Regions from separate parts of the Mus musculus genome. Here all the other regions are linked to region 1. A link is a loop called in an ENCODE intact Hi-C map of the cell type or tissue named here. Cell type or tissue: heart. All regions are shown on one strand. Links, peaks and the distances in the headings refer to the core of each region. The heading gives the core; the rest is flanking DNA.

What was found. Hi-C counts contacts between places; a loop is a spot of excess contacts. Peaks named below come from ENCODE experiments on the same cell type or tissue, not always from the same donor. Only the 100,000 strongest peaks of a DNase experiment are listed, where the experiment ranks them.
Region 2: a loop joins it to region 1, with 4 times the contacts of the local background. A loop is called at or near these places in 4 of 42 quality-filtered maps.
Region 3: a loop joins it to region 1, with 5 times the contacts of the local background. A loop is called at or near these places in 3 of 42 quality-filtered maps.

What each region holds. Positions count from the first base shown.
Region 1 is chr2:84,180,718-84,191,217 of GRCm38, forward strand. No RefSeq gene overlaps it. Among named protein-coding and RNA genes, the nearest start is that of Calcrl, 240 kb to the right of the region's middle. In heart, for the core only: a CTCF peak has its summit at 5,634 (motif pointing right); DNase peaks (open chromatin) are centred at 4,174 and 5,624; H3K27ac peaks cover 671 bases.
Region 2 is chr2:84,245,272-84,255,771 of GRCm38, forward strand. No RefSeq gene overlaps it. Among named protein-coding and RNA genes, the nearest start is that of Calcrl, 170 kb to the right of the region's middle. In heart, for the core only: a CTCF peak has its summit at 4,798; no DNase peak of the experiment used is centred there; H3K27ac peaks cover 598 bases.
Region 3 is chr2:84,289,941-84,300,440 of GRCm38, forward strand. No RefSeq gene overlaps it. Among named protein-coding and RNA genes, the nearest start is that of Calcrl, 130 kb to the right of the region's middle. In heart, for the core only: a CTCF peak has its summit at 2,578 (motif pointing right); DNase peaks (open chromatin) are centred at 4,861 and 5,281.

The DNA.
Region 1 (10,500 bases), core at 3,695-8,694:
AGATTTATGTTTTTAAATGAAGTAAGCTAATTCTAAATAACTAGAACATGTGTTATTTTATAGCACAATTTATAAAACTGAACTATCAGGACTTTATGAAAATCTTTCTGATCAGTAGAAAAAATGACTTAGGAGACATGGCTGTCAAGTGTTATGGCCAAATGAGATAATTTCATGTTACACCTGAATGAATTGTATGTGTCTTGATTTAGGAATATTTTTAATCTGGTCATATATGTGAGAGCAAAAAAATCATGAGTAAGTAAATACATTTTAAACTCCTTGTTTAGTTACATTCTTTAAATAAGGTCATTTATCTAACTAGCTACTAGTAAATGTTTACCTCACAACAGTGCTTATTTCAGAGTTTGATGAGTATCAACCAAAATCAGAGTGTAACCACTATGCATATTTCTCATTTTCTCACATTCTTCCTTTATATTTCTTAGATTAGGGAAATGTTTAGTTAGTGGCTGGTACATAGAAATGTAGTGGTAATAATAGCACCACTAGTTGTAATAGTATGAGCACAGTGATAGCTATTATAATGCCATATGTGCAACAAAGAAATTCTGGGTTCACCTTTCCTCCTGTCTCCTGTGTGACATATATACATTTTATATACATGCTTCTGCTATGTAGTGTCTGTTGTCATGCCTCAATGGCGAATCTCTTTCTTCACTATCCCACTATTACTGTTGGGCTGGTACACTTTTCTAATTTTTTTCTTTGTGAAGTGAACCCACTGGTTTTTAATGTATGCATGTATGTGTGTGTGTGTGTGTGTGATGGGGTGCATTTTCCATAGTTCATGTATGGAGGGCAGAGGACAACTTCATACGGTTAATTCTTTCTTTACATCTTTGCATGGTTTCCAGATTCAACATTAGGTCATGAGGCTTACACTAAAACTGTTTGACACACTGAATGAACTCTCTCACCCTAAACCTTTCCTTTGTCCAAGTCTAACTACTGACCAAACAAGAAGATCCCTGCCTTAATCTTTGCTCTTTAAAGAAATATTGCCCTGTCTCTCTTTATGGCAAGTGCGTATGAGTGGAGAATCTTGGAGTCATTGAAATGTGCTCAACAGACCCCGTGTCTCCATCTTTCAGGGTACTTTCCAAGTACTCAGAAGTCTCAGGGGGCTGAGGTGGGAATTTAGATACTGTGTTATGTTCAAATGTTCTTTGTCTTATGAAGGTTATGGGCATGGGAAGCGGTGGTAATGCACAGAATATTTTTTTTCTGGCATCCTCTGCTGGGAAGGTAAGAGTGGGGAAAGGAGAGGGAAGGCAAATTTCCCCAGGCCTACATTTATCCTTTCTCTGCCTCATACGTATCAGAAATGGATCTTTCTGGAAAAAGCAGTAATTCCCTAATTAGTCTGTCTCTTTATTCCTTTGCCAAACAAGTCTGTCTCTGTTTAACACTTTCTAGTAGTTTTCCATTAGCTACAGAACATGTAGTCTTCTTGGCAAGACACATAAGGACTTTGCAATAGTTGTCAACTTCATCTTTAGCCTCTACTTAAATCTCAGTTTCAAGAAGTTTCTTTTCCATTTCTTTTGAGCTTCTTACAATTTACTTTATACGTTTTGCTCCTTCAATTATTTGTGTGAAAGTAAGTTATTTCCTCTTTCTAGAGGTTCTTTCTGGTCTTTCCACCTTTCAAAATATACTCACTTACTTGTCTAGATGTAAATAAGAAATAACCCCTTTGGGTAGGTTTTCTGAACTTCATGTTTCCTCTTCTGTGCAGATTCCCAAATCCATTCTAATTACCATTATAATATTTCTAATAATAGAGTTGTCTACTTATTTGTTCTAGTATCTATTTTCTTTGTCAAAAATGTCCTCTTTCTCAGTAAACATAGACTATACCAGGCTTGGCAGTGTACGCCTTTAAATCCAGCACTTAGGATGCAGAGGCAGGCAGATCTCTGTTAGTTGGAGGCCAGCCTGGTCATAGAGAATTCCAAGACTGCCAGGGCTACAAAGAGAAACTCCATTTCAAAACAAACAAAACAAAACAAAAACATAGATTACTTTTAACACCACAAGTCTGGATGTAACAAAAATTAAAAATTGTTATAATGTATTTTCCTCAATATTCATTACCTCACTGTTTATAATTGACAATGGGAAGTTATGTGTATGTGGAGTGTGTGTGTGTGTGTGTGTGTGTGTGTGTGTGTGTGTGTGTATTCATGTGGAGGACAGAGGTGATGTCAGGCATTCTCCTCACTCACTGTCCACCTTATGCATCTTATGCATTGAAGGTGTGGTCCTTCACTTGAACCCAGAATTTGCTCAGTTCAGCAAAGCAGCTTACTCTAGGGATCCCTTATGTCTTCCTCTCAGCAAGTCATCTCTACATGGATGCTTGTGGATCTAAGCTCTGATTCTTGTATGACAAGTGTTTAGCCACTGAGTCGTCTCCCCAACTCCGTGAATAAGTGTTTAGTAAAAGACAAAGCATTATCTTGATGCTTTTCATGTTGCTTTGGAAAATTGCATACTATCTTCTAGATATCTGTACCAAAGTTAATATCTATACCTAATTATACTGAGGTTTTACCAGCAGAATCTAGGATTCTGTAGACCCTAAATAAAGAACATTTTATTATAAGATGAAAACAGCTACATTTGCCAACAACAGTATATTATTTGTATGTGCATTCTGTAATTATATTCAATTGTATTAGATTTCCTGAAAGTTCTAAATAATATAGATAGCTTAAATAGATTATAATCTCAAAAAATAAAAAAAAAAACCCTCAAAAGAAAAGAAAACATGCATGAAAGCAATTATAAAACACTCAAGACATTAATCTGCTTTATAGAGTTTAAGCATTCCTGAAATTTTAGCAACACCTGTGAACTGAATCAGGGTAAGTACCGAACACTTCAAACATGTGATTTTACTGTTTGATTTATTCAGCATTAATTAGGAAGTGATTATCCCCATGCAGCAGTTTATAAAATCTTACTGGGGAAATTAACTTGTTCAGTCACATGAGACTCATAGAACTCGGATTTAACAGTGTTTTTATATGGATACCCTTGTCCACTGCATGACAGACCTAGGAATGCCACCAAGTGGCTAACGAGTTCTGAGTAACTGCAAGACACAGGATTTTGAAAGACAGATCATCTTCTTTGAGAGATTTCAACAGTGTGTCTTAAAATAGCAATACAGCCAAAGTGCCAGAAAAGCACCAGGGACTTCCTGAGGATTAAGGACCGGCTGAAATGAAAGGTCAGGGCTTTGAACTGCTTCTTCTAATCAAAGGCAAATCCCCAGGAAATGCCTTGTGTTTTCATCATTTAATGAAAGTTCCTTACTTGCCTCCTTAAGCTCTTATTAATCATTAATCTAGTGGCCTCAGGAGTAAGTGGTATTTTCTGTTGTCTGTGTTCATGTACTTGCCCAGCTGACAAACACAGATTCATCTCAGGGGTGGGGGGCAGTGGGGGGGGGGTGAGGTGTGATCCTGAATAAGTGTATGAGAAAACGAGTGTGTTCATTTATTCCTACGTTGTAGAGTACATCAGTATGCTAGGTTATTTAGAATAGGACGATTTTCAATTTTGTCTCTCTGTGCTATCACTGACATCCAGTGATAGGGTCACTTTGTAACGAGAGTGCTTCTTGTAACCGATCTTCCCCTGTAACTATAAAACAGAGCTGATGAAGGGTAACGGCGATGATTTATATTTGGGGGGGAGGAAAGAAAGCCCTCACAAGTACTGAGCCATTTGCTCTTATCTGACCACTGAAGCTGCCGTGTATGAAGCCCAGGGATGATGGGACGATTTGCTTTCCAACTCAGGAAATGGTATTTTTCTTCTAGTCTCTCTCTGCAGCTGAATTTCCTTTTAGCCTCTTCAGTGCAAGGCCATCTCCAAGTTGTTTCCTTTGCAACCCGCCTCTTGTAAGAACTGCAAGCACAGCAATGGCACATGGGCGCGTGGCTTCAGAACTGTAATGGTGCCTAGCTGCCCTCTGAACGGGTTGTTTTAAAATATAGCTGTAATCCCTTCCATTGAATCCTGCGAGGGGAGGGGATCAGTCATGAGGAAAAGCTCAGGAAATGTCGGGGGAAGCTGCATCCCGGGAGTGTGCTAGTCCATCACACTCCGGAAGGGACAGTCTAGCTCCTAGTCACGTTGGTCTGTTCTGGCCTTCTCCGTGTGGCAAGCTTCCTCCGATTCATGCCTCGGTAAGTAGTCAGAGCTCAGATAGGAGTGGTTCTCCTAGGCTTCAGCCTCCTCTTCTAGGAAAATGTTTCCATCATTCACCACTTCCTACAATTGTTATACCTCAAGCTGAAAAAGCTATGCCTGACTGGGAAAAGGCGGGATTTTGGATCTCTCCTCTTCCTGTCTATCACCTGAATGAAAGCCAGAGGGAGGGCACCGGGATACAGCACCCCGCGCCACCGTCACTGAAAAATGGAATTTTACAAAAAGTTTTAGAAACTTCCAGTTCATTCCCGAGTGAATGTTTTCCTTTGCACAGATACAGAGCTAACTAGGAAATGTTGTCTTTCTACTGTTGAATTTCATGAGGTTTTTTTTTTTTCCCTCAAAAACGTCTTTTTAAATCTCTATAGCACTTTCATTCGTTATGGCTAAGTTACTTTATTAAAAAAGAGACTCAGAGGATTCTCATTCTTCACGCTTCTAAGGAGTTAGCCTCCTTGCCTAGCTATGCGGCCACCCAGCTTACAGCCCACAGTGTGCAGAAGATAGAATTGCCACGACCTTCATAGCACTTGCTGGACTCACTGTTCTTTCTACAGTATTCGTTGATAAACCAGAGCTTTTGTGTTTTTTAAACTACCTAGTTTAAAAACTCCATCGGGCTAAAAAGTCTCTAAGTCAAAGATATCTGGACCGGATGCCAGTGTAACTGGATAATGTTCATGCTTCCTTAAGCTACAAAATAGAACATAATATAACATACATTTTGTTGATCGTCATGGCAAATGAGGATTATAAAGGCTAAATCCTTTTTAAATTTTTTCATGAGCAATATTCACATGAATTGGTAACCTTTAAAGTTATGAACGTATTTTCAAAGCATTTATGATAGGCAACACTGAAAATTATATCTAAAATAGAGATACATTGCTTCACAAATTTTCAACAGCTTTTATAACTCTTTGACTACATCAGGGAGAAAAATCTCCCCCTTGGTATAATCATTGACCCAAAGTTGAATAAATGGGGTAAAATGTTTAGTAATGTAAAACTATCAGATACAAGTCAGGTTGTCATCTTTTAGCTGAATACCAAAAACAAAACTTACACACACTTTACAAAAGTATTTACACAGTTTGCTTTTTAATCAACCCTTTCTCCTTTCTTAACGTTTCTGAAAAGGGTTATATATAAGAAAGTAAAATGTCATTAGGCATTTTCCATATTTCTTTTCTTTCTTTGTAAAACCGATGCTTTCCTCAGAGCCGCTTTGCTCACGCAGTTCTGGGGGGAAGGGAGCAGGCAGCAGCTGCCTTGAGGCTCTGTTCTTCCATGATCACTCACTGGAGGTCTCTTCAGCCACCACAGACACAGTGCAGAGCAATGTCCTCAGCTGCTGCCCTTGCTCCCCCACAGCTCCGCACAGCTGGCCAGCAGGGCGCAGTGTCTTTCCTGGCTTGTGCTTTATTTTTCAGGATATTTCCTGGCTTCATTGTGACCACTTTTTCATTGTCAGCCAACTCATGAGCCCTCAGGAACAGACATCCTCACAAACAAAATGACATTATGAAAAACAGACCCCAGATATTGGCACATCAGCAAAACAGATGGGATTTTGATGGGGGGAAAAACTACTTTGGAAAGATTGGCATGACTCTACTATATACAAAACGTAGCTCATTCTCTGCCAATCCCAAATCACTACAACTTAAGGTCACTTTAACAAGACGACACTGAAAGTGAACCGATCGATTGCTGTTGAATCCACAGAAGATTCAACTGCACAGTTTAAAGGAGTGGCTTGGCAGGTCTGCTTATCTGGTTGAGAGTCCGTGCCTTTGAAACTTAGTATCTCAGTAAATTTATGTGAATAAAAGCATGCAAAACCTAATTTACGTAAATATTGAATATTTATTTTTTTCTAAAATCTTTAGTCTCTCTAATTCATTTAAAATAATAACTGCTTTCAGAATTCTGAAATTAATTATATTTCAAAATTGTGATCTCATGTTTTTGAAGAACTTGTAATGGCCTTGGGGCTATATTAAAACAAACAGCAAACAAACAAACAATCTCCCACTTTAGGCTTCAAAATAATTATGCAAAGAAGATAATTTTATCATTACATTTAAGAAATGAGAGGATTGAAGGTTAGGCACTTCTGCCTTATAGAATTATCTTCTGATCTGGATACTGGGCAACCTAAATCCAGGGTTGAAGGTCTTTCTTACTCCTCTCCACTAGCTTATAAGATATTCTCGGTGTGAGCATCTCAACTTGAACTACACATGATGTAATCTGGAGATATGATCAACACCATAGCTTCACTATTGACTTTCACTCGGGTTCTATACCACAGAGATTTGGCTTGGACATCAGTTTTTTATAAACAAGTTCTGGGAATTATTTTGAATTGAATTCAAGATTTAAAATTGCTGTTCTAGTCAGCAAGGTTACAAGATTTTAAAAAAGCGTGGCCTTTTTCTCTCTTAGGGGATAGTATTTTTTTCTTGTGACCAGCGTAACAAATTACTACAAACTGGGTGGCTTAAAATGACAAATTAATTTTCTCACAGCTATGGAGGCCAAAAGTCTGGGATCAGGGTTACTGTAGGCCATACCCTCTCAGGAGGATATAACGGAAAATCCACTTCTTACTTGTGTAGTGTCAGGTGGCTGCCAGCAAGCCTTGGCTTGTCTCCATGTGTGCGACAGCACTGAGGACCTACCTGGATTACCAGAATAACTTCCCATCTCAACCCAGCCTCTTTTTGTCAGAAGTTACATTTATAGGATCCTGGGATCAGGGCCTGATGTTCTAGGGTGGCGGTTGTTCAGAATGCTATGAGGAGGTGAGCAAATGAAATCAAAATTCAAATACAGATGGAAATGCTTTGAAGAAGAGAGATTGTCACCATCATACTTACGATAGGTTCAGAGCTGTCACAGAAGCAACCGTCGGTGCTTTTCAAGTATCTGTGCTATATATGTGTGAGCTACACATGCTTCCATGTGTGCAATCTGCAAGTGGATATGATACACGTGTGTGAACACTGATGGAGGTCAACGATCAATGCCATCTATCTTCGTTTTCTCTCTGTCTCGTGTTTTGAGACAGCATCGTTTGTCATGCTGAATTTCATCTATTGGGCTATAATGGCTGACCAGACTCTGTCACACAGGCAGGACTTGAATTAGTTATCCTCCTGCCTCAGCCTCCATGGCAGCCTTTTAAGTACAGTGTACTACTCTCTGTTCCTAAAAGATAATCATTCTCAGATTATTTGTTTATTTTAAAGCATTGCATATTAAATTGTGTTCTGACTCAGGATTGCTGAGTCTAGTGGACTAGTAATAGGTAAAGAGCATTTGGAGTTTCTCAGAAAGCTAATGATCTGGAAAATGGGGTGAGGGTGTGAGTGTGAGCCCAGTTATGACATCTTTCTTCCTAGAGAAAAATGTATTTGAATTCTTAGTAATTCTCTTTATCTCCTAAAAGTGTATAATCCTTAAGACATAATATGGGTATATGATACTATCTACAGTAAGCTCACTACATAAAACCTAATACAGGGTTCTGATACATAGAATATAATATGGGGCTGTTTAATAACAGTACTTTCTCCAGAGTAAACCACGTAGAGTGACATTGCTCTGATTTGTTCATTATCCAAACTTTAAAAAAATATTAATTTCTACTAAAAATTAAAGGATAAAATGCCACTTTAACAGGAGATCTCTAGGGCTTTCTAGACACAGTGCTAAAGCTATTGCCAGTATTTGGAACTGACACTACATACCCTTGCTAATGGTTTTGCAGTCTGTCTACTTACAAAAATTTACCTAAAATTCAAATGTGAAGATGCCAGACTTCAGAGAGAAATATCACAACTCTAGCACTTCCAGCTGAGTGCCTGGGAAGCAACTTGTCCCTATCACCAATGGGGGCTGATACTACCTTGTGCAATTGTGGTGAGGATTAAATTAGAGTGAATAGTGCCTTGCATAAATTTAGTGTGTGTGTGTGTGTGTGTGTGTGTGTGTGTGTGTGTGTGTGTGTGTGTGTACCACATATGTGTGTGCCTCTGATGGCAGAACAGGAAGGAAATATTAGATTTCCTGGGACTGGAGTTGCAGGCAGTCGTGAACTACCTAGTGTGAGTGCTAGAAATTGAACTCAGGCCTCTGGATTTAGTACTTCTTAACATTATTTTTTCACCCACAGGAAAAGTCAAAAGTGTATGGTTATACCAAAAAAAATCCAGATGTTTACTTTTTGTTGGAATTCTTAGCATCTTACGGATGCAGAGTCTACTAAGTGGGTACCAATGAGGTTGAAGTAATCTCTGTAATTGGGCATGAAAATAGATGGTCAGAAGAAATGGAGTTCTCTGTTTAGACAGGTGTAGCTCTTGAATAATTTGTACTCAGTTTGACTTTGTTTTCTATAGAAATCTCAAGTACATTATATGTTTACATTATGATTAAATTTTATCAACTTAGGTCTCATATGTAACTTTTCGTGGTCACTTTTGAACACCAGATTCAAGATTAAGCAAGAATCCAAATTTCGTCACAGTCCCAGGCATAAGACTGTGATGTGGTTTCAACTTCCATGGCGTCCAAAGGCAGATGTTCTTCTATTCTTCAGTAAAATGGGTTTAATCAGCAAAATCAAATTACTTAGGAAGCATCAAATTTATAATCATACAAATGAATTTCACCCTGTACACAAAGCATTTTATTTCCTGAGAATTAGTGGAAACATTCTCAGAAAAAAATTCAGATGGATTGGCTTCATAAAACATGTCATTTTAGAGACTTTTAAAAATCATATATGATTATAAATTATATTTATATAAGATTATAGATGTCATTTTGATATATTTCATTTTAACATATGGTTCATTAATTTCATACTAGTTTTTAAGTGTTTTAAAAATAAAGAAGAAAATTTAGTGTCCTACTAAGCCTCTTAAGGCATTGTTAAACTTACAGATTTCCCATTTCCTAAGACCAGCCAAGGAGAGATTTATATGCATACAGACATCAAACTCTATCTGGAAAGAAAAATTCAGAAGGTTCAAATTTTATATGAGGCTATAATATTTAAAGCTTACATGCAGTACTGTATTTTATGCAGACCTGTATACTATTAAATATGCTATGAACACCTGTGCATGTATGTGTGGAGAACAGAGAGCAACATCAAGAGTCTTTATCTAGGCTGTCTACAATGTCCTACCCCCAAAGCTCTTTCACTATAACCTAATGCTTAGTGATTGCCTAGAACTTCCTAGGAACCTTTTGTTCCACCTTCCAACACTGGAATTACAGACTCCATGCTACCCCACATTAGCTTTTTATGTGTACTGGGGATTCAAGCACATGCCCTTATGTGTGTATAGCAAGTGCTTTACCTACTGCGCCATCTCCCCAGCCCACACAGTAACACATTTTTTTTTATTTTTTTATTTTTTTAACTTTTTTATTACATATTTTCTTCATTTACATTTCAAATGCTATCCCAAAAGTTCCCTATACACCCGCCCCCCCCCCCCCCGCCCTGCTCCCTTACCCACCCACTCCCACTTCTTGGCCCTGGCGTTCCCCTGTACTGGGGAATATAAAGTTTGCAAGACAAGGGGCTTCTCTTCCCAATGATGGCCAACTAGGCCATCTTCTGCTACATATGCAGCTAGAGACATGAGCTCTGGGGGTACTGATTAGTTCATTTTGTTGTTCCACCTATAGGGTTGCAGACCCCTTCAGCTTCTTGGGTACTTTCTCTAGCTCTTTCATTGGGGGCTCATAGATGACTGTGAGCATCTACTTCTGTATTTGCCAGGCACTGGCATAATTTCTAATTGCATTAAACCCTTAGCTAGACTCACTAGAGGGCAAAGGGACAAAATCCTAATTAACAAAATCAGAAATGAAAAGGGAGACATAACTACAGATCCTGAAGAAATCCAAAACACCATCAGATCCTTCTACAAAAGGCTATACTCAACAAAACTGGAAAACCTGGACGAAATGGACAAATTTCTGGACAGATACCAGGTACCAAAGTTGAATCAGGATCAAGTTGACCATCTAAACAGTCCCATATCCCCTAAAGAAATAGAAGCAGTTATTAATAGTCTCCCAGCCAAAAAAAAGCCCAGGACCAGACGGGTTTAGTGCAGAGTTCTATCAGACCTTCAAAGAAGATCTAATTCCAGTTCTGCACAAACTATTTCACAAGATAGAAGTAGAAGGTACTCTACCCAACTCATTTTATGAAGCCAC
Region 2 (10,500 bases), core at 2,916-7,915, 64 kb after region 1:
ATTATTTTGATATTTGCAAACAGGATGCATTAGAAGAGACGAATATTAACAAGCACTTGAACAGTGAAGGAGATTTTAAAATAAAGGAGAAAAAGAATGCTCCTTTTTGACCCAGATAGATCTCTCTCTTGTGAGACTATTGCCGGGGCCTAGCAAACACAGAAGTGGATGCTCACAGTCAGCTAATGAATGGATCACAGGGCTCCCAATGGAGGAGCTAGAGAAAGTACCCAAGGAGCTAAAGGGATCTGCTACCCCATAGGTGGAACAACATTATGAACTAACCAGTACCCCTGGAGCTCTTGACTCTAGCTGCATATGTATCAAAAGATGGCCTAGTTGGCCATCACTGGAAAGAGAGGCCCATTGGACTTGCAGACTTTATATGCCCCAGTACAGAGGAACACCAGGGCCAAAAAGTGGGAGTGTGGGGGGGGAGTGGGAGGGGAGGGTATGGGGGGCTTTTGGGATAGCACTGGAAATGTAAATGAGGAAAATACCTAATTAAAAAAAAAAGAAAGAAGCTTAAAAAAAAAAGGAAAAAAAAAACACTCCTTTTCATCATTGGTGGAAAGGCGAAGGGAAACGAATATTAGACTCAAGGGAAAGCCAACTGTTGGTGTAGCAAGTTGAATTGAGAATGTTCTATTTAGAAAAGAAAAGAAATACAACTCATTGAGTTATTCAAGATTGAATCCTCCAGAGAACAGCAGGCAAGATAAGTGGAGGAGAGGAAGAGGCAATGGGCTGTGCCGGGCAGCAACAAAATGAATAGCTGCAAATCAGATAGGAGAGTTAGTGGGATGTGGCTCTCAAGTGAGGGAAGGGATGGGCTGAGTTAGTCATGCCTACCTGGTGGTAACTGATAGAGATTAGAAAACTGTAATTGCTACTGACATTTAGTGGTTGCTGTGTGTATGTGCCAAGTAAAATTATTCACTGGATAACAGAAGAATTTGAGGCATGTTTAAGCTGCCTGATTGGCCCATTCTCGTGCACCTTATTAGGGTATAGGTGCCACCCCTCATTGAATAGATGCAAACAGAATGTAAAGTGCTTGAAAACGTCATAATGGTTAAATAAATAAATGAATGGATGAAAAGATACTCAGATACGTTTCTCTTTACGACAGATGGAGACCATTACCAAAAACTACATCCAATTAAAATGCAGAGTTGTAGTGCTAGTCCCCAAAGACAACATGGACAAAATAACTCCCTCACCTAAGTTCAGAGGTCACTGGGGAAGAGAGGACAGAAAAAAAAAAATCAGAGCTGAAGGATCAGGGATTTCACTGTAAAGTTGAGTCTCTTAGGGATGACAGAAGCTACAACCATAAAGTCTCATCATCATGACCACCCAAGCATGAGCTGAACAAGAACAGAAATAGACATACTGAGATGGACAGGGAAAGCCCAGGAGGCTTCAACCCTTCACAAAGAACTACAAGCCATAAGGAACGCTGGGAGAAGGAGAAATTGTCCTCCCCAGAGAAGAAAACAGGAACAGGAACAGGTTGCCAAACGGTCAACCCTGAAAACATACTAAAAATAACATTATACAGACTAACCAGGCTGTATTTATGTACTTAGGAGTGTGTGTGTGTGTGTGTGTGTGTGTGTGTGTGTGTGTGTGTGTAACAATTAGTGACTAAAGGGGCCATTAATTTGAAAGAGAGAAAGGAAGGTTTTATGGGTGAGTTCTGAGGGAGAAAAGAGAAATGATATAGTTATACTGTATGTAAAAAAAAAATAAAAGAAATAACTTAAAAAGTATGTTATACTGAAACAACATTTTCTAAATAATGGTCTTGTTCTTTAAGTATCTAAAATTAGAAAACTCTTGGCTCTTTAAATATCAAATTCAAAATTCAGAATTGAACCTGTATGAGAAGAATCAAATTATTACTTAAAATGGAATGAGGCAGACACATGCTGAGTTCCTTTTTGGGAAAAAAAGAATATCATTTAGAATGATCTGTGCATCGGAAGCTAGTAGATCTCTGAACCCTGAGAACAAACACCCTTCTCTGAGATTTCAGGGCTATGTTCTGGGTGCAACTCTGCTGCAGAGTATTCACATTCATTTAAACCACCTCTTTGGAAGGACATTCTTGACCCTTTTAGAATCTCTGTTAGGACTGCCTAAACATTAGTGTGACTTAGAGCTGAGAAATTTCATCGAAGTCACTTTAAAGTGAATGAATGTCACCACCAAGTTATAGGTAAGACCATGACATCATTTTTAGCAGATAAGTAGAATCTGATCCTGTTAACACGTGACAAATCCTAAATTCCACAAAATAACTGCCCATACGTTAACTTTAAGGCTAGAAAGGACCATGGCAACATCTACCAGACTTAAAGAAAAGAGGCATGACAACTAAATGCAGTCTGTAATCCTTAGTCAGGTCATGGCTTATGTATAGTTGAAATAAATAAAGTTATTGGAATTATTATCAAAATATGTCAGAAGTCTCTGGAAGTGGTAGTATACAAATCTCAATATCTTGATTTTCTTTTCTTTTTCAAAGAAAACATCAAATACACTTCACAAGTGTGAGAAAACAGTTGAAAGGCACAATGGTATTGCATTCTAATTACATGAGAAAGTTTCCTTTCTTTTAGAAAATACATAGTAAAATATTTAACATAATGATGCATCATATTTATAACATCTGCATGGTTTAGAAAGATCTCATATGTACTGTTTGATTATATAGGCCATCATATAATATTTATTGAGGAGGAGAAAGTTACTTGAAATGTTAATGAGGGGAAATGGTGTGGAGAAGTAATGGAGTGCTTTGGGCTCTTGTACTTTTTCTGTATATTTTAGAATAAGACGTTTAAAACTTAAGAATGAAGTGCAAATGTCTGAAAACTGAGATTCACAGCAACAAACTAAAAAAAAAGTTCAATTCGATGTGTCTAGACGTACCCATGTGCTGGCTCCTTATTGATTTTTCAATGACCCTCAAAACAAGAACAGACATTTTGATTCCCTTTTGCTAAGCAGCATTATGTATTTGTGGTTTGGCTTTGGTTCACAACCTCATTTCGGGGTCTGGTTTCCAGGCTATATATATATAACAAGCTCACTATGATTCATAATTTCTTGTTCATGTTGCCCAATTTATGAGGGTGAGTTTTGAAATCTTGTAAATCAGAATGCACACAGCAGTGCCAAATTTATTTTGCTGTATCCTCACTGAGGGCTAGGACTGTGGATTTTCTTTAGGGGGAGTAAAATATAAACACAAGGCAGAGGAGGTACACATCTTGGGAAGACACTGTGAGAATAATTTGTGAAACAAAACTACCAATGTTGGTAAACTGTACATTTAGAATAACAAATAGGTCTACCAAAATAGTGACCATTGTCAGACTAACATGATCCTCTTATGTGAAATTAGCCATAGAGTATGGTTTCCATATGAATTCCCCAAATGTCTCAATCCTACTACTGTAATTTTAAGAAGACACACACAAGGGTATTGGAGCTTTCAAACAGAACACATCCTCTCTGTTTTCATTCAAGTCTTGAACTTTCTTTTCAGACCACTAATCTGATAAACACCCCAGGAAAGTATCCTAAATAGTGAGGCCACTCACTGTTGGAGAAGACACACATTTACCTTTGTCATCTGCTTTTCTCGTCATTTTTCTTTCCTCTTTTCAAACCCTTGTCTAGTTTTTAATACCCAAGCCAGTTCTCAGTGAAATTCAAAGTTGTTAAAATGATGATTGTAAATGTTTTTTATATTGCATTGAATGTAAAATTCTGCTTACTTTAATTTCATCTGAACTAAACCTTTTTTAAACCCCTCACAGATAGTTTTGTTTGCCTTTGGCCTGACATTTCCAAAATAATGTGAGTTCAAGATAGGCCCATGTGTCAATCATAGTAATTAAATATAAGTACGGAACATTCAATCAGTTATAGAAAAAGATTTCTATAAAATGATACATCCAGGCTAAACCATAAGGATATTTATACAAATTCTACCTAAGTTCCCCCATGTTGTCATATAAAGTATAAAAATAACATGGATTCTCATGTAGAGTGAGGTGGGACTCATACTGTCATAGGGAAAGTCAATCAGAAAGATATATGGAGAGCAGCAAAATGCATTTATACAGGATATGAAATTCTCTGGAAGAGTTTTTATACTAAAGCAAAAGAAATTAGCGATTTTGGCTCCTAGTTTTGAGGAGACAAGAGCTAATGACTTTTAAAATGTATTTTTAATGGAAAATATGATTTAAAAAAAAAGAAAAAAACAATGAGGATAAGGTCAAATAGGAAGGCCAAGGTCAAAGCAAGAATTGGGAATTAGATAAAGAAAGGATAGGAGCCAAAAGCCTGGTGCCTTAATTCTTAATTCTATACATGTTAATGAGGATCTGTCTATAGGATACTGTCAGTCAATTTATGCATTTCATCCTTTCAAAAGTCTCACATATTCATGCTATTCTGAACAAAATTTCTCTCTCTCCCTCTCCCTCTGTCTCTCTCCCTCCCCCCTCCCTCTCTCCCTCCCTCCCTTCCTCTCCCCAGTGCTATCAAGAAAACAAATATACCAGTTGCATTTCCCTAATCTAATGAACATACAAAGTTTAAAAAAAAAACCCAACATTTTCTAATAAACCTTCTTAGGGAAAAATGGTTGTTACTGTAAATGACACTACAAAGGTCCCTTAAACCACAATCCATTACTTTTAACTGTGTTCTTATGAACACGGGTCAACGTAACATTGTGACTAGTCTGGAATTCCTCAAGAGGGCCAGCGAATCCTGACAATAGTAGGAAATACCCCAGCTGGAGATTTCCCTGTGGGGTTCTCATTTCTACAGTTTCCTCTTTGATATAATTTGTTTGAAATAGTTTGAGAACATTCTTTGCACCATTCTCTGCATTTTGCACAGCTAACAGAATTCCCTTTTTTCTTTTCCAAGTTTTCAAGAGACAAAAGAAAATCATTACTAATGTGCTTCAATTGTCTAACAAACGTTGCTTTGAGTGAGAAAGTTTAACTTACTCATAGGATACATCCGATTCTGTGTATCAGTTTAATGTTAAATGGTGTCGTAATGAGGTCTTTCATTTTGGAGTCTCTCTTACCAGAAGTTCCCTCTTGAGTTCTGTTTTATTCTTTTTTCTACCAACAATATGAACATGGCACTATTCACACCCATGTTAAATGTGCAGGGGCTGCACGCTCATGAAAAGTCACAGGGGAAGTAAAGCTGAATCTGAAAACATTGGTTGATTTAGTCTAAGGTCTTTTAAAGAACTCAGAGGAAGGACTCTAAGAGCGGAGGATTCTAAGAGCGCAGGCTGTAGATCCGCTCTGACGCTTGTTTATGAGAAGGTGAAATAATGTGGTTCTGTGAGCCAGGGACTGTGTCACCCTTGTCCGCACTTGTCTCATTTACAGAGTGAGAAAATTGGATGACACGACTTTCAAGCTCCCTGTGCTCTGTGACAGGATGATCTGCCTTCCTTCTGCCTCACCGGTCTCACGCCCATCTGCACTAGGAGAGTTCCTAAGTCCAGGGCATGGTGGGCCCAACTAAACAGAAGCTGAGAAGACTGGTAGAATGTAGTGGGACAGACACGAGGATGACTTAGTGTCCCTCTCTTTGGACTGGTCCCTGCTTCGCTTGGAATTCGTTCCTTTAGTTTTTCCCATGTCATCTCTTCACCACTATACTTCATCAGATGTCTTCTCTTTTCTTCTCTGACCATTGCCACAGGTAGAGGTGGGATCCTTTCAGATCCCTGCAGGTTCCCATCCCTAAGAAATATCTTTAGGAAACTCAGAATATTTATTTGAATAATTTAGTTGGCTTGGTAATTATAAACACTATATTCTGACATTAAAACTTGAGCAGTGTCCCTGAAGAAACTGAACATTTAACTGTAATGGATTGATTAAATTAAAATTTTAAATATGTATTTATTACTTGTTTTATGGGTACATACATTTTGCCAGTGGACCACTGCAAGCATTGCCAGCAGAGGCCAAAAGAGGGCACAGGATACCCCTGAACTGGAGTTACAGACAGTTGTTAGCTGTCATGTTAGGTGCTAGGAATCGAACCCTGATGGTCTGGAAGAGCAGCAAGTATTAACTACTAACCATCTCTAGCCCCAAGAAATACTTTTTAAAAAAGATTTATTTATTTTATGCATAGCAGTACAATGTAGCTGTCATTAGACAAACCAGAAGAAGGCATCCTATCCCATTACAGATAGTTGTGAGCCTCCATGTGGTTGCTAGGAATTGAACTCAGGACCTCAGGAAGAGCAGCCAGTGCTCTTAACCTCTGAGCCATCTCTCCAGCCCCAAGAAATACTTTTAAGATCAAGCAGTAATTGATATGTTGTGTTTACTGCTCTGAGTGTGACCCTAAATCCAAAGATGTAAATTCTGGGACATTTGAACTTATTATTACCATTAAAGTATGCAAAAAGATTAATCTATTTTAATTCAGAATGAAGGACATGTGGTGGAAAATACCTACCAGTTAACACCTTATTTTATTAAAGTCATACATTTATCCTTATAAAATTAATATAGTCGTGAGGTACTGTGAGGAGCCTCTAAATCATGAATTTTCTTGATTTGATGGTCCTGACAGTTATGAAAGGCCTAGTCAGAGGTCGTATAGAGTATTTCTTGAGTTTATTTTGACTAGGGTTATATTTCTTGAGGGAATGACTCCAGAGGTAAAGTGCTACTTTCAGGTTATAGAGTTTTATATTTTGTTTGCTATGCTAGCACACCACTCCAGCTCATTATTTAAAATTTAGATTACATGTGAGCACTGGAAAAAAGTTTTGCTAATAATTATGTTTAATATCTACATCCTAGGAAGCAAAAGGCAGGTTGCATATAGAAGACTTCAGTAGTTGTGTCTTCCAGCTCTAAACTTTGTCTTAACTCTGAAGGTTGGCAGTCAGAAGGATTTGAAACACTGCTGATGATATAAATGAGGAAATGAAGTCATTACATATGAGGAACTTAATTCTTCCAAAGGAGGAAATGTGGATCTCACTCTTTTTACTGGTATCGAAGAACAAAATCTCTGGCCTGAAACAGTCACTATAACCAGGGATATCTGGCCTCTTCAAATAAAAAATAAAAAGTAAATAAAACAAAGTGTCAGTGAAGATCTCAGATGTCATAAAATTATTAGTGAAAGACAAAATAATACTGCCTAAGGGGACCTGAAATATGTTCAGTTGTTTCTGAATATTCATGCAGTAACCCACATTTTCCAACAGTTCAGCCCCAGTTTTACAATGCAACTTACTCAGTTTATTTTTACTAACTTTTAGTATCAGGTTTATTTATTACCTCTGTCTTTCTTTCACTGGCTTTGAAATCAAGAACAAATATGTCCCCAAAATTTCTCTTTCATTATTAATCTGTCCACTCATTCAAACATCCATGTATTTATTTTTGTATTAAGTGGATGCTGTTTGGAAGATTGCAATATTTGAGATGTGCATATTCTAACTTGTATCTCATTAACACGTGGTTAGTGTTCTCATCTCTGTGGAAGGGTACCTGACATAAACAACTTAAGGACTTATTTTGCCTGTGAGTTTAGCTGTACACACCACAGTAGACTTGAGACAGAAGAGACCAGCAGCAGGAGGGGTCTAGAAAGTTACCGCCCCCAGGACATGAGTCCATGTGACTATCTTCCTCCAACCAGACCCACCTTTCTGCAATATCAGCACCTCTAACAGCATATTCAGATCTCAGATTCCCAAATGGTCAGAATTCTCATGATATAATTGTTTCTAGATATGCTCTCCCAGACACACCCAGATGTGTCTTTGACTAAGCTCCTAGACATTTCGCAATAAAACCAAGTAGACATTGAAGATAAACCATTACAAAGAGCTTGGTTCAATAGCTGGAGTGGTCATGAACACTCTGCTTAGAGTCAATTATTCCGTACAAATAAGTCACATAAATAACTAAAAAATTATATTTCAAGTATTTGTTCTGACTGCTTCTCATAACAAATCAATTCTTGGGAAACTCTTTACTTTTACCTTCAATGACTGGAACTATCTTCTAACCAAATAGAAAAGATTGACTCCAGTCTACACACCCTTTGGACAATCTGAAATGAGCATGTCGAGGAAAAAGATCTTTGATCTTAGAAACCAATGGAGTTATCTAAGTAATATTCAATTATGCCTTGTATTTTAACATATCTTCTTTTATTATTAATTTTATCTACCATCTTAATAATAGTTTGAAGGGATGGTCAGGTTTCTGGTAAAGCATTTTTTTCCATGCATGTATCTATGGGACAGATTAGTATTTGGAACAGATTAGCATTCTAATCTAGCCTGAGTGAAAAGCACTCATGTATTTGTATGTGGGTATTATTCAGTTGATTGACTACTTGAACAGAACCAAAGAAAGGTCTATTTTTGTATATTTGTTTAATCTTTTGTTTTATTTATTTATTTTTATGAAAATAGATTTTTTTATGCAAAATATTCTGACCATGGGTTCCCTTTCCTCAACATTTCTAAGATCCTCTCCACTCCCCTGCCCACTCAAATCCACTCCGCTTCTTCCTTCCTCTCATTAGAAAACAGGCATCTGAAAATAATAATAAGAAAATAAGATAAGATGAAATAAAAACATCCTCCCTTGGGAGGAAGCTTCTCTGATAATGACTGAGCAAGACACTGCTCTCTAACTATGTATTTGATCTCTCTGTTTGAAACGGCACACTCAGGTTCTCTAGCCTTTTTCCTAATTGAGACTACATGATCAGTTCCTCTCCCCTGCAGGTCTCAAGTTTGATCTAGAATTATGAGCTACACTACTGACATTCCCACTTCACCTGTTTTGCATCAGCAGTTCCCAGCCATCCTATTATGCAAAAGATTATATCAAATTCTACAATCAAGTCTTTCTTTCTCTATATACATATTTATCTAGGAAACTCTAAGACCATTTCTGAGAATTACAGCTTATTTATAACCAGCATTCTCTCGGCAATGGTTCTGAAGTCAGATTTTTTTTTTTCTCTGCAAATGAGCCAGAGTCATATAAATGCACAGAAATGTTAAGAGCAACTTAAAGCATATTTGAAAACAGATGCGCCAGACTTGGGGGGTGACTCAGTGTGCAAAAGTGCACGCAGGGCAGGCCTGACCACGTAAATTTGATTCATGAAATTCAAGGTGAAAGGATATAACCTGGTTCTTAAAGGTTATCCCGATTAACACGTGCCTGCCATTGAGCATCTGTGTTCACATTCATATGTATCATACTGCATACACACACACACACACACACACACACACACACACACACACACTTCATAATCATAAATTCAAATAAAAACGGAGATGCTATGATTTACATACTCATCTTTATTAAATTGTTGAGATAAAATGTAAATATAGCTCAAAGTTATATAGTTTGAAATTTAAGAGGAATATCACATTTTATACTTAATTTAAAATTATATTTTAAATGTCTTAAATTATATTTTATATGGATCTTTAGTTTATCAATAACTATTTCAGTCAATCATATTATAATGGCTTAAATAGTTTTTTTTTTAATTTTCTTCTTTGGAAGACAAGGATGTATATTGGGAGGAAATCACAATTTTTTTTTATAATTATATTTGTACTCCCAAACAATTCTCAGATAGGATTTACTTTTAATATGCGTCACTGCTATTGGTCTCTGTGTTTAGTGTATGGAAATATGTGGAACAAAAAGAAATATTTAAAGTAGAGTTCTTAGATTATCTTTCTGTGTTCCTAGAATTCTATAATATTGCAGTTGGCCTTGGCCTGAAGCTCCTTCAATAAGAAAATGATTCAGAAAGGGAGGGACTTTCGGGTGTCACCAAAAGCTGCTGCTGACATCCAGAAAGATTTCCTCTGCAGACTTTCCTGTATTCAGAGGAAGTACTGCTAAATTCAGGCTACCGTACTTACTGTGGCATTATGCTTCAGAGAGAAAAGAGTGACTAAGACTGGGCAGCTATCTCCTCAATGATTAGAACACAGGTCTAACTGAAAAGTCAAGTGTCCTGAGGATGTAGCTGCTGCAGAAACAATAGTTATACTGTTACTCTATGTATCGTAACATTATGGACAATGTTAATAGTTACATTTTTTAAAAAGTATAGTAATAACTTATATGTGATATAATTATTAAGAAATTGGTAAAATTTGCTAAATACTAAATTATGGTTTCCATGGTAAAAGTCACTCGTTCAGCTGAGAGGTCTTGATTTCTTCTGTACTGAGGGATGCCAAGAAGGGCACTGTGATGCTTTGAATAGATTCATGTGTTTGAATGCCTGGCCATAGAGTGTGGCACTATTAGAAGATGTGGCCTTATTAGAAGAAGTGTGTCACTGTGGAGGTGGGCTTTGAGGTCTCCTATGCTCAAACTATGCCCAGTGTGACACACAATCCTCTTCACTTGACTA
Region 3 (10,500 bases), core at 2,260-7,259, 110 kb after region 1:
GAGCTAGTTTCAGGACAGCCAGGGCTACACAAGGAAGACTATATACCCTGACTAAAAAAAAAAAAAAATCTAGAAAAAAAAGATTTTTTAAAAAGAATTAAAGTAAAAAATTTAAAAATTAAAATAACTATGAAATTCAGTTACTGGAGATTAAAGGTGGTAATTGGCAATATATATCAATTTTAAGGGAAAACAAACCATTTTGGCGGCTATAGATGGTGTCAGGAACAATGGGAGAATGAACCCAGACATCTTAACCCTAAATCTCAGTAGGTAAAGGAGATTTTGAACTGAGACACTTGCCTGTTGTATTGTGTAGATTTCAATTTCCTTTTGATTTCTTATAAATTTGAAAAAGTGTGGGTTTTCATTTCATATTGGTTTTTTATTGTTTGTTTTTTTGTTTTGGGGGTTTGTTTTTGTTTTTGATTTGTTTTTGTTTTTGTTCCCCCCCCCCCCTTTTTTATTAGATATTGTCCTTATTTACATTTCAAACATTATCCCCTTTCCTGGTTTCCCCTCTCCCCTCCCCCTGCTCACCAACCCACCCACTCCTGCTTCCTGGTCCTGGCATTCCCCTATACTGGGGCATAGAGCCTTCAAAGGACCAAGAGCCTCTCTTCCCATCGATGACCAACTAGGCCATCCTCTGCTACATATGCACCTAGAGCCACGAGTCCCAGAGAGCTCTGTGGATACTGGTTAGTTCATATTGTTGTTCCTCCTATGGGGCTGCAAACCCCTTCAGATCCTTGGGTACTTTCTCTAACTCCTTCACTGGGGACTCCATGCTCTATCCAGTGGATGGTTGTGAGCATCCACTTCTGTATTTGTCAGGCACTGGCAGAGCCTCTCAGGAGACAGCTATATCAGGCTCATGTTTCTCTTTATAGCTCTGGCTGTCCTGGAACTCACTCTGTAGACAAGGCTGGCCTCGAACTCAGAAATCTACCTCCCTCTGCCTCCCAAGTGCTGGGATAAAGGCGTATCCCACCACTGCCCGGATTTCTTTTCATATTGAAAATGGTTGTTTTTCATACAATATATTCTGGTCACAGCTTCCCCTCACCCACAACATATGAGATACTCTCCATACTTCCTCTCAGAAGAATTCACATCCTTTCTTTTTCTGATTATAAAACAAACAGCCATCTAAAATAATAATAAAATAAGATAAAACAAAAACAAAGTGGAATAGGACAGACCAGACAGAAGGAAAAAAAGAAAAAAGAAAAAGTATGCAATACAAATGTAGACACAGAGACATAAATGTAGGTGCCGGGACACATACACAGGAATCCCGCCAAAACACTAAACTGGAAGTCATAATAAATGCATAAAGGAATTGTAAGGTAGGGGGGAGGGGAAGTACCCTGTCAAAACCTTCTGAAACAAACAAACAAACAAACAAAACTCAAAGGATACCATTGAGTTCATTTTGTGTTGGCCATCTACTGGTAGGCGTGCCCTTAAGAATGCTTTGCTCCCCCAGAGTCCTCTTCTCTCAGCACTGGGACCCTGTCTAGTACAGACCCAAGCAGGCCCGTGTGCATGTTGCTGCAGTCTTTGTGAGTTCAAATATGTATTGGTTCTAGATGTTTGGAGATCCTCATTTCCTACTGCCCTCTATCCCGAAGGCTCCTCTCCCATATGGTTCCTTGTACCCTGAGTGGAGGGATTTGATGGATGGAGTGTTTCAAGTGTTTCTCTCACTCTTTGTATATTGTTCCAGCAATGGGTCTCTGTGTTTGTCCTCATCTACTGCAGGAGGAAACATCTCTGATCATGACTGAGCAAAAAACTCATCTATGAGTATAGCAGAATGCCCTTAGGAGTCATCTTCTGGTTATGTTCCTTTAGCATAACAGTAGTATTTCTTTTTCCTCCAGGTCCTTGGCCTATCTGGTTTCCAGTTCTTGACTACCAGAACAGTGTCAGGGATGTGTTCTGTCTCAGGAAGTGGGCCTTAAATTCAGTCATATAGTTGTTGGTGACTCCCACAGCTTTGGGCTACTAGTATAGTAACACCTCTTGCACCAGGTCATTGTTGTAGATCAAAGAGTTTGTGGTTGGATTGGTGTTTACCTTTCTCCTGTGGTAGCAGGCAAAGTACCCTCTAGAACCATGAACACTAGTCAGGAGGAGTGAAGGCTCTATGTAGATAGGTACCACCTCAACGTCTCCATGTTCATTATAATTCTTACCTTCTTAAACATCACACAAATAGCTATTATTACTCATGGGCAGATATACGAATCATAGAAGTAATAGAAACCAGAAAAGAGTTAATGCCATAGAGATCCTGAAACTTTATTGGTTTCTGTCTGATTAAAGCTATAATGAAATAAATGTAAATATTTTTTAAAGAGCCATCTCTAGGGCTCTACTGGTAAAAGCACTTGCTGCCAACCCTGACAACCTGAGTTCAGTCCTTGGGATTCACACAGAACAAGGAGAACTGATGCACATAAGTTGTGCTTTGACTTCTACATTCATGCTGTGGTGTGCACACACATGCACAAACACACTACATAAATAAATTTAACAAGGCAAAACAAACCATAATAGCTGTGGGTCAGAAGAGGGCAGCAAAGTGTAGATCAGGCCAGAGAACTGGACTTAAAATTGCTGGTGAGGAATGTGCCTGTAGTGGGGTGCAGCACTTAGTAGGAGTTGCAAGATGCTCATCGGTTGTCTGTGTCTTAGTGACAATAGCCCAATATGTCGAAAACAAGGAGTATACAAGTGATAATGTGTTCTCATTATCTCATAACTAGAATCAACCTAAGGGAATATTATCTACTAGAAAATAAATAGCTAAAATTTCTCTTAGATATCCTGGCCAAGAAAAACACAAGGAAATCAAACTGGTGAGAGGCCAAGCCACAAAGACTGACTCCTAGAAAACAAAGGCCAAGGACAAGTCCAGGGTAGGAAAGGAGCAGTAGAGGCGAGAACTAGATAGAAGACTGAGTCTAAACTCACCGCAACTTTGGGGAAAAAGGTATGAGATTCATTTTGATACATCCATAGCCTTCATCCTAGTTAACAGTGGCTGTGTTTACATGACTGTGAGACCTCATGTGGCTAAAGAAAGCTCTTGTCGGTAAGAAACTTTTGATGTCTCTATATCGCTCAAGGTCATAAGTTTAGAAAGTTGAGAATGATCTCAGAGTTCTGCGATCTCTCGTCCTCATCCTTCTCCCCACTGGTCCATGTCTTCCCTTAACAAGCATGAACTGCCTGTGTGTAGGTTTAGGACAGTACGATAGGCTGCCAACAACAGTTTTATTCAATATGATGTACGTTTTCACTCCACAGAGTTGCAAGGTGTTCACGCTCTGCCATAGATCACGACTCTGCTATCAAATTGTGCATCTGATGACTATAACCAAAGTAGTCTTTACAGACAAATGAATACAAATCTTTCTCTCTTGAAGTGGTAGAAATTTGTTCTGAGCTGGAGTCTCATTCTTACACTAAGCAGATGCAGAGAGGTTCCCTCCATCTCCTGACCTGTCAAAAGCCCAACAGTGAATAGAACTAAGCATTTCTGCCACCTCCACATGTTTATGTTAAAGTCACACTTGTAAAGCCACGGTCAAAAATAACACTTCAAGTATTTCCCTCCTCCCCCTTTTATTGTGATGCCCTCAATACACAGAAAATTTTTACCAAGTGAAAATCTTTTCTTTTTCACTTGTAAAAAATGTTTTTATCCTTAATCCACAAACTAATTATACATTGCCTGGGGCCTACGAACAAATTGGATATTTACTTTATTAATTATCTGAGTCACAATCTATGTTTTCTAATTATTAGTAATGTGTTTATATTTTCCTGACTTAAATTTAATTGCTTCATAATCTACCATTAAAAAAGCATGTCAACAACTTATTGGTACAAAAAGAAAATTTTTCATTACTGAAGATAGGCTGTATGTAATTCACAGTTCATTTGACTTGATATAATAAAATCCATATGCCATATCATAGTTGAAAGGCCTGGGAAATATTGTGTTAACTAATTAACTACCTAACACAGACTTTTAAAATCAATTGTTTGGCTTCAGATCTGTATTTCAAAAGCCCATGTTAAAATAGAAGAGTACATCATATCCCAATGTAAATTCTGTCTTATGGTATTTGTGGCTTTTATTTTAAAAGTTCTGAGACTATTTTTAAAAATAGTACTATACATCAAAAATTGCTTCTGATATTTTCATTTTAACCAAATTGTTAGAAATAAACTGTACTTAAAGTTTTCAAATCAAAACATTTTTTTAATTTCCAAAAGGTATTTTCAAGTTTAATAACAATTCACTTTTAAATTCCTAAAATATAATTACTAAATTAAGGATATGTGTGTATATATGTATATGTGTATATGCATGTATGTGCATGTCCCCTATGTGCATGTATATCGCATATTCTATATGTTATTTGCAGTTTCTACTTCTAGTAGTTAAATATTGAAAAAAATCTATGGTGAAAATATCTTAAACTCAATTCCTATATGCTTTTCTAAAAGTTGTATCTTAAAATTCAAAACATGTTTTCAAAATGCATCTAAATGCATCAATACATTAGTCCTGAGGAGAGTAAAATATCCTTCCCATAAACAATGTTCATAACCTTTGTCATTGTTTTTGTTAGCATGAAATAGAAGAGAAGATCTACCGACATTTAAAACAGGGAAGCCATAAACTATAATCAGTATCACTTTGGGAGCTTTGATTTGGACAGGCTTCTTTTTTTTTTTTTAAAGCAATCCTTTAGAATATGCATCTGGACTTCCAGCAACCCACTCAGAGAAGACACAAACAAACCAGGATCACTCTGTGTGCTCCCTTCTGTGGCCCAAGTTCAAAAGCAGCAGGAGTCTCCATCTGCTTGCAAGCTGCCCAGGACTATTGGATTCCCAAAGTTGTTTCCTTTGGTAAAAGCACAGCGAACTTCTGAAGAGCACTTTCTATGCTGATCAGTAGGAAAAATAAGAGTACTGCAATAAGTGTACTAATTCTTAACTTGGTGGTATAAGACTAAATTTTGAAATGAAAATACAAACATGAATATGATATTTATCGATTTTAAATGGCAGAAAAGGCAAATAAAAGTTAATTCATAAATGTTTGAAAATAATTAAAATCTTTAAAAAATGAAAGCAGAACGTTCATGTGACAAAACAAATTAGAAACATTTAGTAAACTCAATCGGTGAGAGCTTTGTAGGCAAATACTGAGCAAACACACACACACACACACACACACAAACACACACACACACACACACACACACACACTTCCTGTTCACAGTGGAAATATCACCCTTGTATTGAGTACCCAGTTTATCCCATTGTTTTTGAAGACCAGGATGTGATTCACTGTAAAAATAGCTTTCTCCAGTATAAAGTGTCTGAACAAAAATAGTTTGTTGTTGTAGTATTCAGGAAAGTCTAAAAAGTGCTGTGTGTGTGTGTGTGTGTGTGTGTGTGTGTGTGTGTGTGTACTTAGAAGCCCCATAACATCTCTAAACTACCACTGTACAACCATACACTTAGCAGTGAAGAAAAGCCATGGATAGATGTTAAGAACACTAAAAAAAATATTGGTTCTTGGATATAATGGTCTTCCAAATTGACAAATCTTTTTCTGTGATAACTAAACACATTTTCTCATGCATATTTCATTTTAATGTTAGTGTTTTCAGTAAACCTAAAAGTTCATATTGTTTCTATTATCATTACATTTGTGTATTTTAGGTGAACCTAATCCTAGACAAAAAAAAATATTTCAAATAAAATAAAGTACAGTGAGATAAAAAAAAAAGAAACTAGCATGTTGGAATCGGGCAAAGCAAGCAAACAAAAGAGAAAGAACTCAGGAGAAGGCACAAGAATCAGAGATCCACTCATCCACACACACATATACACAAAGGACAATCTTTCTACCACCTCTTCATGGGTTCCCTGAGCCCTGGGGGAGGGGTTAGTGGATAAGTCCCATTTAGGGCTGAATGTTCTGAGGTCTAGAGGAGATTTTTTTTTTAAGTAAAAAGAAAGGCAGACAAAATACTTGGAAGCACCTGCGTTTAGGTGGTTGTTTTATTTACTTGCTTTGCTTTTTTATTTAAATTTTCTTTTACTTTTTTTTCTCTGAATTTAACAGTAAAGGGAATGGAAAGTCCATCTGGTGTTAGGAAAACTATGCATGTCCTGGGGATCTAAAAACAAAACAAAACAAACAAACAAACAAAATAAAACCTTCCCATCTCATACCAACAGAGCCAGTAAGAACATCCCAATTTGTAGAATTTGGGCTTGAATAGTCTGGTAGTTTCCCATACTGGCGTTAGAGGTGGGCTGTGCTTTAGTTTACTTCAGAACTGACTCAGAGGGTAAGAGACCCTTGCAGGAATCTGAAAGCACATAGAGTCACTCTATGAGTTTCAATTGATTCTAGAACACGAAGAAGACTTCAACAAGTCAAGCTCGTAGATTAAACTTAAGTCCTCAAAGCCGACCAGTTCAGACCTTTCCAGTCCTGCTCAGTTCCTCCCCTCTGCAGGGGATTTTTCTCTCATTACTTCCCATCCAATGTATCAATGTTTAAAAACAGGAAGCAGCTATTAATCGTGGGACAAACAGTGCTATTTATTAGAACCGAGAGTTTCCCTTGCCATCCTATCTTTTCAAATGGTTATGAATATTCATTAAGCTAGAATATCATGGCCAGCTGCAAATCTTTGCAAGGTGTCTTAGCTCTCTCCAAACCCAAAGGAAACAAAAGCAGTCCTCAGTTTATGGCATCATAAAGAATGAAGAGGGAAGCTAGCAAAGGCATTCCCAGGAAAGAAAAAACGAGTGCTCAGCCTCACAAGTCTTAAAGGAATACGCACAACTAAAAAAAAAAAAAAAAACCTCTGGTTGCCTGAACTTTTTTTACAAAACAAACAAAAAACCGTAAAGTGTTTCAAGAGAGAAATATCTAAATACTATACTAATCTCTAGTTTTCTCTCTTTTTACTTGTAGATAGGAATCTAGATACAAGCTAGAAGCTGGAAAGAAACAAGTGTTTGAAAGAGTGCCCTAAGGTATGACTTGTGTTCCTGCTTATGTTTAGTCGGTAAATTGTGTGTCAGGAAAATCCTTCACTTTTCCTGAGACATTAAAAGAAATGCTAACTAGCTGAGAGTTTCCCAGGAGGAAAGCTGCTGTATCCTGGAAACCTAACTCCCCTTCAGTCACTTTCTCCATCTCCTGCACTGTTGGCTTGCTCTCAGACACTCTGCGATCTATCTTGTTGTTTCTACTCTTGTTACATATGCAACAGACAAACAGACCAAAAACACAAAGACATCTATTTTCCCAAATTCTGTCATCTTAACAAGGACTGAGAAATCATGATATAAAATAAATGTCATAAATCTTTAAACGTTCTACCTCATACATTTAAGGGAATATGCACACTTAGAAATTCCTGACTTTCAATTTGTCTAATGTTGTCTTAGGATAGTAAAGGGTAGAAATATCAAATGGTTGCACTAAGCCTTCTTGTTTATTTCATTTGCCTTCTTGCTAACTATAAAACTGCAGATAAAGGCTAAGGGATGGAGGGAACAGAGTTTATATGAGTGACATTTGTTCTTGATCATGGAGATTTTAGAAAAATCATAGATTTTTTTCCCCTGAGAAATTAAAGAAAAATATTACCTACTTTAAAAGTGTGTCTTAATAAATCATTAATTTATCTTAAAAATTTTGATTTTTTTTCAACATAAGATCCTTATAGGTGTAAACCATATGCTTGTCAAACTGAAGCAAAAAGCACACACACACACAAAACCATGGAGTCCATCTTGAGTTGGCCAGCTACTCCTGTGAAAGCCATGACATCTGGCTGATATACCCTGAGACATTCCACTGGAGAAACTGACCATCTGCTGTTTTCCTTTTTTAAAAAAAAAAAAACATATTTTTATTCATTATTTGGGCATTTCCCATAATGCACCTGGATCACCCTTAGTTCGAAGTCTTCACAGATCCACTCCCCAGCCTTGTGACAAAAACATTTTTTTAAAAATTACTATTTTCTAGTCAACGGAACATGGTCAGACAGCCCCTAAAAGAAAAGTGAATATTTCCCCACCCCACCCCCACCCCTGCCACTGTCGGTAGCCATCTATTGTGGTGAGCTACACTTCAGCATCCTTATCCCAGTTTTTAGAAGTTGATGTCGAGGGCTTTCTGCCTAGGTTACTACTTTGGGGAATGGAATGGGAAAGCTTGTCACCGAAACCTTCTATGTCTCTCTGTCAACTGTTAGCCTGCACTTGTCAATAACTGCAGAAGAGCTTCCTTTCCTTTCAGCAGCAGCTCAGACCATGGACTTCCACGTGATATCTGACAACTGCACAGACCAGAACATCCACATGACCTCCAGCACATCCACACGGTCTTTGGTGGTAACATAGGTTACGGCCATCAACACGACCTCCAGCTGCAGTAGGACCACAGATTCAGACATGGCCTCCGGAAAGAACATGGACCACCGAAATTCTGCACAGACTTGATGGTAACATGGCCATATGGTCTACAGATACTTCATCAGGACCATGGACCCAAACATGACCTCAGGGCAGCATAGGCCATCGATATCAACACAGCCTCATTCATGCACCTCCATGCAACATGGCCTCTGAAGGTAGCTCAGGCCTTGGACATTGACACGGTTCAGACTCTCTCTGTTCCTCCATCCTTCCCACCTCTCCATGGAAAATTCATTTACATTGAAAATTGCAAATCACCCAGCTTTTTTCCCCCCCTACACAGCAGTACATGCAAATACTAATTACCATGAGTCATTGGCCTAGGTCAAGCCTCTGGTCTCTGAAGCACCATAATTACCAGACCATTGTTGAGACCTTTTCCATTACAGCCATGCTTCAGGTGTTCATCTTCAGTAGCAAAGCTGTGCTCCTGAATCTGCTTCTGAAGCACTAGTTCCTTCTCATGGTCCACCAGCTTGTAGATGGAGTAGGTGTTGTGACTGACCACCCGGAAGCAAGTTGGTCAGACAGGCTCTTCAAGGTGGCTGCCCTAGAGCAACAGGCCCAGCTGTCATTTTTTCAGTTCTGGATTTAGTCTAGCCTTACTGTTGTTTGTTTGTTTGGTTTTCATTTTTCTTTGTTCCTTTGTTTTTTAGTTTAACAGAGAGAGAGGAGGAGGGACAGTGGGAAGAAGGGAGGAAAGGAGAAAGAAGAGAGAGATAGAAAGGGAGAGAGGAAGTGAGAGAAGGAGAGAGAACCTCGGTAGGGAAGTGGAAAGTTGGGAAGAGTTGGAAGAAGAGTAAAACATGATCAAAATATATTTTATGAAAAAAATTAAATATTAACATCCATAGAGAAATACTTTCCCTTAAGTGCTCACAGCGAAAATAAGAATACTATACTTTCTTTAGTTTATTAATCATATGCCAAGGTGAGAAAATGGAAAGATACTGTGTCAATTTATTTATTTTTTTATTTTATGCATATGGGTATTTTACCTGCATGTATGTTTGTGCCCCAGTTGAATTCCTGATGCCTGCAGATCTAGAAGAGGATTAGAGCCTCTAAAATCGGGTTAAGGATGGCTGTGAGCTATCCTGTGGGAACTGGGGATAGAATTTAGGTCCTCTGGAAGAGCAGCCAGCGCTCTAATCTACTGGGTCATCTCTCCTACCCTGGCAGTACATTTTAAAAACTGAAAAAAAAATGGAGAACTTTAATTTTGCTTCTATAAAGTGATGATAGGATCTTGCCAGTAACGCTGAACTCAGAGACGTTGAATGGATTTCCATGTGGTATTCTGTCTGGCTCTTATTTGTATTTTGTTAACTACAGACAAAACTCCAAGCGATGTCTGTCATGGTTTTATCCTGCCAGTATGTATTTATACAAGCAGCCTTGTAAGAATTGTAAAACTTCTTAGTGTATTCTTAGTGAATGTATTCTCTTAAGAAGCCATGATCAAAGTTTTTAGGGAAGTACCAGTAGATAAATATAATAAATAAATATATACACTAAACATTATCATATTATTTATAGAATTTACTAATAATTTTATACATAAATAATGATAATAAATTTATTTCTATTCTAACAGAGCAAAGTACTAAGATATGAGTTGCCAAGAAATTTCAGAGCTTAGAAGGAATGTAGTTAGAAATTTTGCTGACCTGGTAAAATGATGGTAGTAGGTTTTCTTCAAAGATCCATGACCTCACTAGCCCAAGTAGTTGGCTAAATTTCTAGTACCAGGCATGATTTGCCTCCTGTTGAATGGACGTATATTCAATGAGACAGCTTTTGGATACCACCAATATGGGTAACACACTGCATGTTTAAGGCTATTTTGCTGTGCTAGTCAATGTGGTGCATAAACATCACAACTAGATAGAAATATCGTTTGTTTTCCTCCTTTGGCTGATTGACAGCATCTTCCAATACTATGAGAGCTAG